Linked DNA regions of Homo sapiens: all the other regions are linked to region 3. Evidence: chromatin contacts called from ENCODE Hi-C or POLR2A ChIA-PET data. All regions are on one chromosome and are shown on one strand. Each heading gives the region's core, a stretch centred on a gene start or an enhancer-like site at or near the end of the contact. The rest is flanking DNA. Distances are from core to core; before and after follow the strand shown.

Evidence for each region. A loop is a pair of places that touch in the nucleus more often than their neighbours do. ChIA-PET counts read pairs that join two places held with the same protein, here RNA polymerase II (POLR2A). Pooled maps may share reads with other maps.
Region 1: a loop to region 3 is called in a map of HepG2, with 2.7 times the contacts of the local background. The contact joins two enhancer-like sites. A Hi-C loop is called at or near these places in 1 of 168 maps with a recorded cell type or tissue (HepG2) and 5 of 50 pooled maps. POLR2A ChIA-PET finds 5 or more read pairs at or near these places in 1 of 52 experiments (A673).
Region 2: a loop to region 3 is called in a pooled map, with 2.7 times the contacts of the local background. The contact joins the promoter of SRM here to the enhancer-like site in region 3. A Hi-C loop is called at or near these places in 3 of 37 single-sample maps with no recorded cell type and 4 of 50 pooled maps. POLR2A ChIA-PET finds 5 or more read pairs at or near these places in 4 of 52 experiments (GM10248, PC-3, T-cell and 1 more).

What each region holds. Positions count from the first base shown.
Region 1 is chr1:10,859,188-10,862,598 of GRCh38, forward strand. No RefSeq gene overlaps it. Among named protein-coding and RNA genes, the nearest start is that of CASZ1, 64 kb to the left of the region's middle. RefSeq lists enhancers at 1,363-1,863, 2,243-2,744. Within about 2 kb of position 1,747, at least 5 of the 41 ENCODE cell types and tissues checked have a DNase peak (open chromatin) inside an H3K27ac peak, as active enhancers do.
Region 2 is chr1:11,058,385-11,061,797 of GRCh38, forward strand. It overlaps SRM (spermidine synthase), which reads right to left and starts at 1,634. Exons shown (of 8, transcript NM_003132.3): 1 at 1,393-1,634; 2 at 841-961; 3 at 416-508. The coding sequence starts at 1,559. RefSeq lists silencers at 1,154-1,343, 1,554-2,083.
Region 3 is chr1:10,959,115-10,962,384 of GRCh38, forward strand. The region is part of intron 5 of CIROZ (ciliated left-right organizer protein containing ZP-N domains); the gene reads right to left. Among named protein-coding and RNA genes, the nearest start is that of CIROZ, 21 kb to the right of the region's middle. RefSeq lists enhancers at 1-116, 886-1,655 and a silencer at 1,958-2,252. Within about 2 kb of position 1,322, at least 2 of the 41 ENCODE cell types and tissues checked have a DNase peak (open chromatin) inside an H3K27ac peak, as active enhancers do.

The DNA.
Region 1 (3,411 bases), core at 497-2,996, 100 kb before region 3:
TGAGGTCAGGAGTTCGAGACCAGCCTGACCAACACGGTGAAACCCCATCTCCACTAAAAATACAAAAGCTAACTGGGAGTGGTGTCGGGCGCCTGTAATCCCAGCTACTTGGGAGGCTGAGGCAGGAGAACTGCTTGAACCCGTGAGGTGGAGGTTGCAGTGGGCCAAGATCGTACCATTGCACTCCAGCCTGGGTGACAGAGCAAGACTTTGTCTCAAAAAAAAAAAAAAAAAAGAAAAAAGACTTTTGGCCAGGCACAGTGGCTCATGCCTGTGATCCCAGCACTTTGAGAGACTGAGGTGGGTGAATCGCTTGAGTCCAGGAGTTCGAGACTAGCATGGGCAACATGGTGAAACCCTGTCTCTACAAAAATTTCAAAAAAAAAAAAAAAGACATGATGGTGCTCCTCTGTGCTCTTAGCTACTTGGAGGCTGAGGTGGGACGATTGCTTGAGCCCAGGACGGGGAGGTTGCAGTGAGTGGAGATCACGCCACTGCACTCCAGCCCGGGCAACAGAGCAAGACCTTGTCAAAAAAAAAACAAAAACTTTTAAAGATGAGGAAACTGAGGCTCAGAGAGGTTCAGTAGCTTGTTTGATGCTACACAGGTTGTAGGAGGCAGGACCAGGATTTGAGTGCCCAGTGCAACATCCATGTGCCCCAGTTCTCCTTCTCTTTGAGAGCCATCTCTGGTCCCAGAAAAGAGGGGAGCAGCCTGCACTCTGGGGTGGGACAGGAGGAGTTGGAGGAAGAAAGGGGTTTTTCAGGCCCTTTCCAGGGCATCTGTCTCCAGTAAAGCCCCCTAGACTGGGACTCCCAGCCTCTCTCATCTTCTCTACTACGGACTGCGGAGCACACAAGCCCTCAATGCCCCCATCTGGCTTGCAACACCAGTCCCCCAAACCCAGCCCACACTCCCCCACCCTCAGGTACTCTAGGTACTGAGATAGGCCCCATCCCAGGCCCCCTGTTGCCATTGTCTTCTCCAGACAACCATTAGCATATGTGCAATGCAATTACCCTTCAGCTCTCCTGGCCCGGGGCTGACACGGAGGTCCCCATCCCCAGTGATTTGGGGGGAAGGGGGGTTATTACAACTCACAAAACCTTAAATTAAGAATGAATAAGAGAAACGTTGCATGCCACTTCTGAAAGGCTGCCAGCCCAGGCTGGGGTGGGTGACGGGTGTATTATACTCTGCGCCGACGGAGGAGCTGATGGATGTGCCCGTAGTGGGGAGGACGGAATAGCAGCTGATACCTGTCCGCTCCAGGCCCAGCGCTTTTCCAAAGCGGCTGGGTGTGGAGAGTTCATCCCCAGCTATCCCCTTACGGCTGCAGGGTTTGCAAAAGGCAGAAGTAGGTCTTGAGCTAGACTTGGGTGGGGAAGGGTAGGTGTGATCAGAGAGCCTCCCTGGAATAGTCAAAACAGAGCTTGCAGGTTGCAGAGGAGTAAACCCTTCAACCCCCAGGTACAGAGCAAGGGGGCAGAGGTCCAGGTCGAGAGACCAGTGTGTGCCGAGGTCCTGGAGTGGAGGGTCACGGCGCACGGCAGGTAAAGAGCTGGAAAGGCATGGAAGCTGACCCTGGAGGTGGAGAGGCGGGAGGAGGGTGTGACTCTGGGGAACTGGGCAGGAGTCACTCTCTGGCGAGCCTTCTTGTCCAGCGTCCGGATTCAGGATTTGGTCCTAGGAATGCCAAGAGGAGGAGTGTGCAATGTGACTGTGCTGTGTTTAAACAAGGTCCTCTGGCCACGGTGCAGGGAACAGACTGGAGTTGGCAGAGACTCTGTGGACACTCCAGGAGGCCCATGCGGTGGGCTGGGAGAGACAGTGGCAGCCTGGGTAAAGGAGATGGGGGTGAAGGAGAAAAGCAGGCAGACCAGAGAGGGTCAGTTACGGGAAGACTGATCAGTCGTGGTGATGGTGGCGGGGGAGAAGAGGTGGCGGCAGGGATGAAAGCCGGATTTGGGTCATGTGCAGCTTGGGAGATGGTGGAGCCACTTATCTAGATAAGGAAATGGAATGGGGGCACAGATTTGAGGTGCAGGAAGAGAAAAGGTTTAGGTGTGGATATGAATGTCATCACCTTCCTAAGCTATGGTTTCCTCTGTCCGTAAAGTCCGATGCCACACGTGGCTCACACAGAGCTGCGGAGCAGGCCTCTGACACTCAGTTCTGCTGTTCCCCAGTGTGAGTGTGAGTGTGCGTCCACGGGCTTCTCCTTCGACCACCATGAGTGTCAGTTTCCTCAGGGGGCAGGGCCAGTGTGAGGCTCAGAGGAGAACCAACAAGGGAAGCACGTTACAGCACGAAAACATTAGGCAAGTAAGTGCCTATGTGCACCTTCCCTGCTCACTCTGCGACCCTAAGCAAGACCCTTATCCTCTCTGGGCCTCAGTTTCCCCAGCTTGAGTCTGGAGTCACAGGCTGTCTCAAGAGGGGCCTTCTAGCTTTAATGCCCTCTGTCAGGGACAAGACCTCAGGACTCAGGCCCACGGCCAGCCCCCAGGAAAGGGGCATCCCAGCCCAGGCCTGGGGGCTCTCGGGAAGGTGTAGCCTGTCCACTGCTGCTTGGCTGAGCTGGAAGGTGCCACCCATCAGCTTGCCAGCGAGAACCTGGCTTCCTCCTCCATCAGAGCTTAGGGTTGAAGGTGGGTGTTCTGATGCCTTTCTCCTCCAAGTCCCACCCCCTGGTCTGTATCTCAGGCTATGCCCTGTGCCTCCCACAGCTCTGGGGAATCAGAGCAGGTCAGGCCAGTGTCCCCTGGCCCTGGGATCTGGTGCGGTCCTGGGCCCCTCCCACCTTGCACACATCTCTCAGGCCTGCCAGTCGGCAAGGAGCTGGGAGAAGCGGCGGCTTTGAGGTCAATGGGGATGAGGTCACAGGCAGGGGAAAGATGGGGCTGACAGCCCACCACACCCACAGGGGCAGGGTGTCAAGATGGGTCCCTCCAAAGCCCTGTGACCCTGGGATTCAGGGGAGTCGGGGGAAGGGAGGAGAGAGCAGCTCCCTTCCCCCAGCCAGGAGCCCTGTGCTGCTGCTCATATATCTGTCCCTGGATAATGTATATCCAGCTTATGGAAAATATTCATAATGCTCCTTACACCAAACTGGCCCCCTTCCATAGTGCGTGATCTAAAATTAAATCCATTTCAAATATACAGTAGATCGAGTCAAGCTAATATAAATGAAACATGATTAATAGGCAGAACACTGTCCTCCTTAGCAGGGCTGAGGAGGCAGAGCTGGGGCCACTCTAGCTCTCCCTCCCCACAGCCCCCAGCCCCCCAAGGCCTCCAAGCCCCTATCCTTATCCCAAACTCCCTTCCGTCCGCAGCTGAAATGTGGACCCTTCCTGGAATTCACCTAAATTGTGAAGGGCAAGTGTCAGGAAGCACAGCAGTTTAGA
Region 2 (3,413 bases), core at 384-2,883, 100 kb after region 3:
AACCCTGTCTCTACTAAAAATACAAAATTAGCCGGGCATGGTAGCGCATGTCTGTAATCCCAGCTACTCCGGAGGCTGAGGCAGAAGAACTACTTGAGCCCAGGAGGTGGAGGTTGCAGTGAGCCGAGATCGCACCATCACACTCCAGCCTGGGCAACAAGAGCGAAACTCTGTCTCAAAAAAAAAAAAAAAAAAAAAATCAGCTCAGTTTTAGTAAGAGCTCGCCACGCAGGTGCCCTCACCACCTGCCAGGCCCTCTGCCATCTGGTTTTCCTACTGAACCCTCCCCGACCAGGTGTTTTCCAGATGGAGAAACAGGCCCTACCTGCCTTGCTCGGGGGTGTGCAGCCATTTCAGGGCACAGCTGGCCGCTGGGAGAACCAGGACTCAAACCTGGCTCTACGCCGGCACTCACCTCGTCGATCTCACACTGGACCACGGACTCCACGGAGGGGTGCTTCACCACCTCCCGCAGGACACCTCCATCTCCGCCCCCGATGATCAGCACCTGGGAGGAGGGGGCAGTCAAGGCAGGGGCCCTGGCAGGACTGGGAGCCCCCAGGCCCCTGAAGCAGACCCCCTGACCCCTCGGACCCACGGGCCTCATCTTTTTCTACCCTCGGAAACGCTTTCGTGCCGGTGTCCCCTTTCCTGGAAGTTCCTTCCAGGGCTGCCCTAGGATTCCGAGGCCGCGTCAGTGTCGGCCCCCACCCCTCCGCGGGACGCCCCTGGCCTCGCTAGCACTTTCTCTGACAACCATGCAGGCAGCATCTGGGAAGAGCCCGGAGCACACCTGGGGCCGCCCCTCGTCCGGCACTGTTCCAGGGGACACTGGGGTACCTTTCGCGGGTTGGGGTGGCTGCAGAGAGGCAGGTTGGCGATCATCTCCTGGTAGGAGAACTCGTCTCTCTCCGTGCACTGGATGACACCGTCCAACACCAGCACGTTGCCATAGGTCTTACTGCGGGCGGAGTGACAGTCGGGGACCTGGGTTCTCTGGGGTGGGGAAAACGTACCCCAAGCCGCCCTGGGTGAGGAGGGTCTCCCCATCCCGCCTAGGGGTCCCAGGGATGAGGAGCGATGGTGACACGTGGCGAGGAACGGCAGGCGGGCCGCCGGGTGGAGGCCGGGGTGGGACCCGGGGTCTCCTCGGGCTCTGACGTGTCCTGAGGGCTGACACGTGGAGCGGGGCGCAGACTCCGACTCCCCCACCCAAGAGGCCAGCCCGCAGTCCCAGCCCCAGCCCAGGGAGGCGGTGTGAGGGGTGGCGAGGGGGCCAGGGCAGGACGAGGTCCAGCCCGCTTGGGTCCCGGCGTGGAGAGGCCCGTGAGGCGGGCAGCAGGCGGCCCGGGCTGAGCCTAGGGGGCAGGCGCCTGCGGGCAGCGGCGGTACCTGCGGAAGACGAGGATGTCCTGGTAGCGCGAGCGCCGGTGGTGGAGCAGCTGCTCCACCTGCAGTGACAGGGCCTGGCCGGGCCACAGGCTGCAGGTCTCGCGGAACCAGCCCTCGCGGATGGCGGCGGGGCCGGAGGCGGCGGGGCCGTCGGGGCCGGGCTCCATGGCGGGCGGGCGGGCGGCGCGGGGCGCGGGCCCGGGACTGCAGGCCGCGCGGCGCCGCAGCACAACGGGACCAGCTCCGCCCGCCGCCCGCGCCGCAACCTAACCCGGGCGCGGGGCGGGGCCTGCCGGCGGGGGCGGAGCCCGCGCTCGCCAATGGCAAAGCGGCCTCGCCTGGCGCTCATTGGCCACCGGCTCGCAGAGCGGCGCAGAGTGGCTGTGGCGCGCCGTCCGTCGGCGGCAGCAGGGTAGTGCGGCCCGCTCCAGGGGCCACGTGGGGCCCGGCCGGGGCCGGGCGGCCGGGTCGGGTTCCGGGGCGGGCTGGGCCGGCGGAAGGGGTCCGGGTCCTTCCTCCGCCCCAAGCAGCCGGGGCGGTGCACCACCGGCCCCCGCTTCCTTCTCGGGGTTGGGAGGCACCGAGGGCCTCGAGGGGCTGCGGGACTCGGGCTTGGTGTGGAGGGCAAGAGCGCTGCGACGTGCGGACTGGAGAGTCAGCCTTTGGGCTGGAGACACGGGAGCGGGTGGCTACAGTGGTTTACGTTGTTGCACGGGGCGAGTAGAACGTATCCTTCTTTGCGTCCAAAATCTGGTTCCTTGTTGGATTTGAACAGATTATGTGGCTCGTCGGGGCGAACCGAGGGTTTTTATTTACTTGGAAAGAATCATCACAGCCCGCGAATTCACAAGCTGGATTTAGCCATTTTCCCTTAGATTCTGCGCCATGAGCCTATAGGCTGTTGAATACGAGAGAAGTGCTTTTCTAAACGAGTTTCTAAATTTACCAGCAGTGTCCAGGAAGAGGCCCAGAACATACATATTCAGCACCAGAAAAGACTGGCACGCAATTTTTCTTGACAAACTGGGTCTTGCTCTTTGAAGGGTGGGTGGGAATGTGCTGTTTTTATGAGAATGTCAAAGAACTTCTCAGAATCACATTAAGCATGCTAATTACCAAATATTAAATGCTAATTGTTCCACACGCAGTTCGAATGCCAAGGAAGGAAGATGAAACTAGTATAAGCTACTCTTGACATTATGTCAGGGATGGTTTTGACACGTTTTGCAGCCTCCACCTGGAGGTGGGGAACGTTTCCTGTGTCGTCCCCAGAGCAGAGTAACAGCGTTGTTTATGGGTGAGAGCAAGCCTCAAGCCTAGGCAACAATGTGCCTTGCTTGCTTTTAAGCTCCTTCTAAAGGGGAGGTAAACCAAGACCGCTAAAGAATTGCTAGGTGCCTGGGCGTGATGGTTCACCCCGGTAATCCCAGCACTGTGGGAGGCGGAGGCGGAGGCGGGCGGATCACGAGGTCAAGAGATCAAGACGATCCTGGCCAACATGGTGAAACCCCGTCTGTACTAAAAATACAAAAATTAGCTGGGCATGGTAGTGCGCGCCTGCAGTCCCAGCTACTCGGGAGGCTGAGGCAGGAGAATCGCTTGAACCCGGGAGTTGGAGGTTGCAGTGAGCTGAGATTGCGCCACTGCACTCTAGCCTGGGCAACGATAGTGAAACTCCGTCTCAAAAAAAAAAAAAAAAAATTGCTAGGCAGCTGGGCACAGGGGCTCAGGCTGATAATACTAGAATTTTGGGAGGCCGAGGCAGGAGGACCGCTTGAGCCCAGGAGTTCGAGACCAGCCTGGGCAACATAGCAAGACTGTCTCTAAAAAATAAAAAACATTGCTAGGCAACAGCTTCCATGGACTTGTTCCAGGAACGAAGATTATTCTTGAAATGTCCACGTAGTGGATAAGACAGAGTCAATCAGTGTGTCCAGTGCTACAGGCTTGATTGGGTTCAATCCTGTACTTGGGTCAAGGTGTTTGCCTACATTGCCTGTACTTCCTCCAAGACATTTCTG
Region 3 (3,270 bases), core at 72-2,571:
CAATTTCTTTCTCGCCCTTTTTCTTTCCACTTTGGATCCAACTAGCAGAAGTAGAGAGTGAGGGCTTCTACGGTCCCAGAGAGTACACATGTGCCCCCCAATGGCACCATTCTTAGGGGCACCAACCATCCCGGTTCCCCAGCAGTGGGGAGGTTCCCCTGATGTGGGATTTTCAGTGCTAAAACTGAGACAGGCCCAGGCAAACCGAGACAGTGGTTTCTCGTACCGCGCCTGAGTCTCACAGCCATCCCGTAGGGTGGCACCATTCTCCCGTTTCACAGACCAGGGCCCAAGGTGATGGCGTGGGCAAGGCACCTTCCCCAAAACCCCTCTGCAGCCAGTGCCACCCCACCCAGGTGCTCTCTCAAGTCTCTCTACTTTCTCCAAATGCCCCTTTGCCTTTGCGTCAGACTTGGCCAGGGAGGTTGTGGCACCGGACAGAGTCACAGACCAGCAGAGGGTCCCTCGGAGACCATCAGACCCCCTCTCCTACCCAATACAGAATGAGGAGACTGGAGCCAGAGTGGACTGACTCATCTTGACAGCTCCCCAACTCAAGGCTACCCACCTCTTCTCCCCAGGGGCAAAGAAGGGCTTCCAGAAGCAGAAAGGAGTGGGTGGGGCCAGGAAAAGGCCCGCCACCACCATGCAGCCTCCCCAGTTGCCCAGCTCGGCTGTTCCTTGGCCCCAGAGAGCCCATGTTGGCAGCAGGCTCGGGCTGCCCACAGGGAGCCCCTCGGGTCAGCCCTGTGATGGCCTTGCTTTTAGGGGGTGCTGCCTTCCCTTGGGGAGCAAAGTGGAAGAAATGGAGGAGATGTCCACAAGGTCTGGCAGAATGAGGAGGATGCGGCAATTCCTCAACAACACCACCAAAGCTGCACCATGGTGCCCCAGCCCATCTCCCCTGCTGAACCAGGAAGAAGACAGAGAGGCCCCCAGAGGCCAGGCTGTAAGAAGGAGGGAAGCAATTCTGCTAAAAGAAGGAAGGGAAGGCCAGGTGCAGTGGCTCATGCCTGGAATCTCAGCACTTTGGGAGGCTGAGGCGGGTGGATCACCTGAGCTCAGGAGTTCCAGACCAGCCTGGGCAACATGGTGAAACCCCATCTTTACCGAAAATACAAAAAATAAAAAATAAAAAAATTAGCCAGGAGTGGTGGCAGGCGCCTGTAGTCCCAGCTACTCAGGAGGCTGAGGCACGAGGTTCGCTTCAACCTGGGAGGCGGAAGTTGCAGTGAACTGAGATTGTCCCACTCACTCCAGCCTGGGCGACTCTGGCCAGAGTGAGACTCTGTCTCCAAGAAAAAAAAAGAAAGGAAGGGAAGACGTGACAAGTACGCAGCCAAAACGCACCGTGCCCTTTAAGTCGCCAGGAGGAGGCTATATTTAGGGCCCGTGGACATTCCGCAGGAGCTCGGGCAGCCTTCACTGGGAGCAATCGCTAATCACTGCATTGAGTTTACGGGTGCCCCTGGGCACACTTAACCCAGGGCAATGAATAGTTATTGCGCGGCCTCCCGCTCGGGGCCTGTGGGCACACTTAAGCGAGCTCGCAGATCGCTGCGAGCAGGGCACGGCTCGGGTACACCCTTGGGCACCCTGCGCCATCAGCGGGGAGAGGCAGAGTATTAAATATCTATGTGCCCTGTGCCCACAGCTGCATTTAGCCAAGGGCAAGGCCGGTGAAACGGCTTTAATTAAAACTTAATGCAAGTTCAAGGTGCAGCCACGGAAGTGGCGGCTGCAGAAGTCACCAGGAATGAATCAGTCAATTCGATGAGGTTCTCAGATGGGGGAAGGGGCTGGAGGGGAGGCGGGGGCAGCAGAGACCTGCCTCTGCTCCTTGTGTGCTGCCTACCTCTGTGCGACTCTGTTTACGGATGCAGAGCCCCCCCCACCCACCTGCTCCCACACCTCGGTCAGTGAAGGATGCCAGGGACTGGGGCATTGGGGCATCTGGGCTTCAAGGGCAGGACGATGGAGACCAAGCGGCGCCCGAGTGAGGAGTCGTTTCTGCTTTTCTCAGCAATTCGGCCCAGGCCCACTGTCGTGTGAGGACAGCAACACCGTCCCCCTAGCGGCGGCTTCCAGAATCACAGGCTCAGTGCAAAGGGAGCAGTAACCAGCCCCGGGATGTCAAACAGGTGCCCTGGCAGCCCTGCTTGGGGATCCCGGGGCGGGGCCGGCCCCGCAATTCTTAGGTGCACCAACACTGGCTTTGGCGTGGCCACTCTGAGCCCTTAATAAAGGTAGGTGGGCAGAGGAAGCCCCTCCCGCTCAGCCCCTGCTCCTTCAGGTTAAGAAGCAAAGGAACTTTAGAGAGTCCAACATGGCAGTGAGCCGGGCTCAGAGCGGAGATGAGCCCAGGTCTTCTGAGCTGGGCTGGTGCAGGGGCCCTTCCCACCACAGCACACTCATTTTTGAAGCTCAGATCAGATGAGAAGAAAGCGATAAGCTCTTCCTGGGGCAAGTCATGCCTTGGTCGTATCTGTTCCCTCAGCAGCAGCACAGGGCTGGGCATACAATAGATGCTCAATAAATGCTTGTTGGGGCCAGGCGCGGCAGCTCACGCCTGTAATCCTAGCATTTTGGGAGGCCAAGGCAGGTGGATCGGTTGAGGTCAGGAGTTCGAGACTAGCCTGGCCAACATGGTGAAACCCCATCTCTACTAAAAACGCAAAAAATATTTTAAAAATCAACTGGCTTTAATTAAACTGGTGGTGGCGCATGCCTGTGATCCCATGAGAATCGCTTGAACCCAGGAGGCAGAGGTTACAGTGAGCCGAGATCACACCGCTGTACGCCAGCCTAGGCAACAGAGCGAGACTCTGTCTCAAAATAAATAAATGAACAAATGCTTGTTGGATAAATGGTGTTTGTCATCAGCAGCCTTTTCACTCCAACCTCCTCCTCTCAGTTCTGCCTTCCTCTCCTTTCTCTTCCTCCTTCCTTCCTCCTCCTCCTCACAGACAGAAGATGCCCACCCAAATCCCTCAGGCCAAATCCAGCACTTTGTTTGAGCCGCACAGTGCCTACAAAATTAAAGTGACTTGACCGGGCGTGGTGGCTCACACCTGTAATCCCAGCACTTTGGGAGGCCGAGGCAGGCGGATCACTTGAGGTCAGGAGTTCTAGACCAGCCTGGCCAACATGAGGAAACCCCGTCTCTACCAAAAATATAAAAAATTAGCCGAGTATGGTAATGCATGCCTGTAATCCCAGCTACTCGTGAGGCTGAGGCAGGAGAATCACTTGAACCCAGGAGGCGAAAGT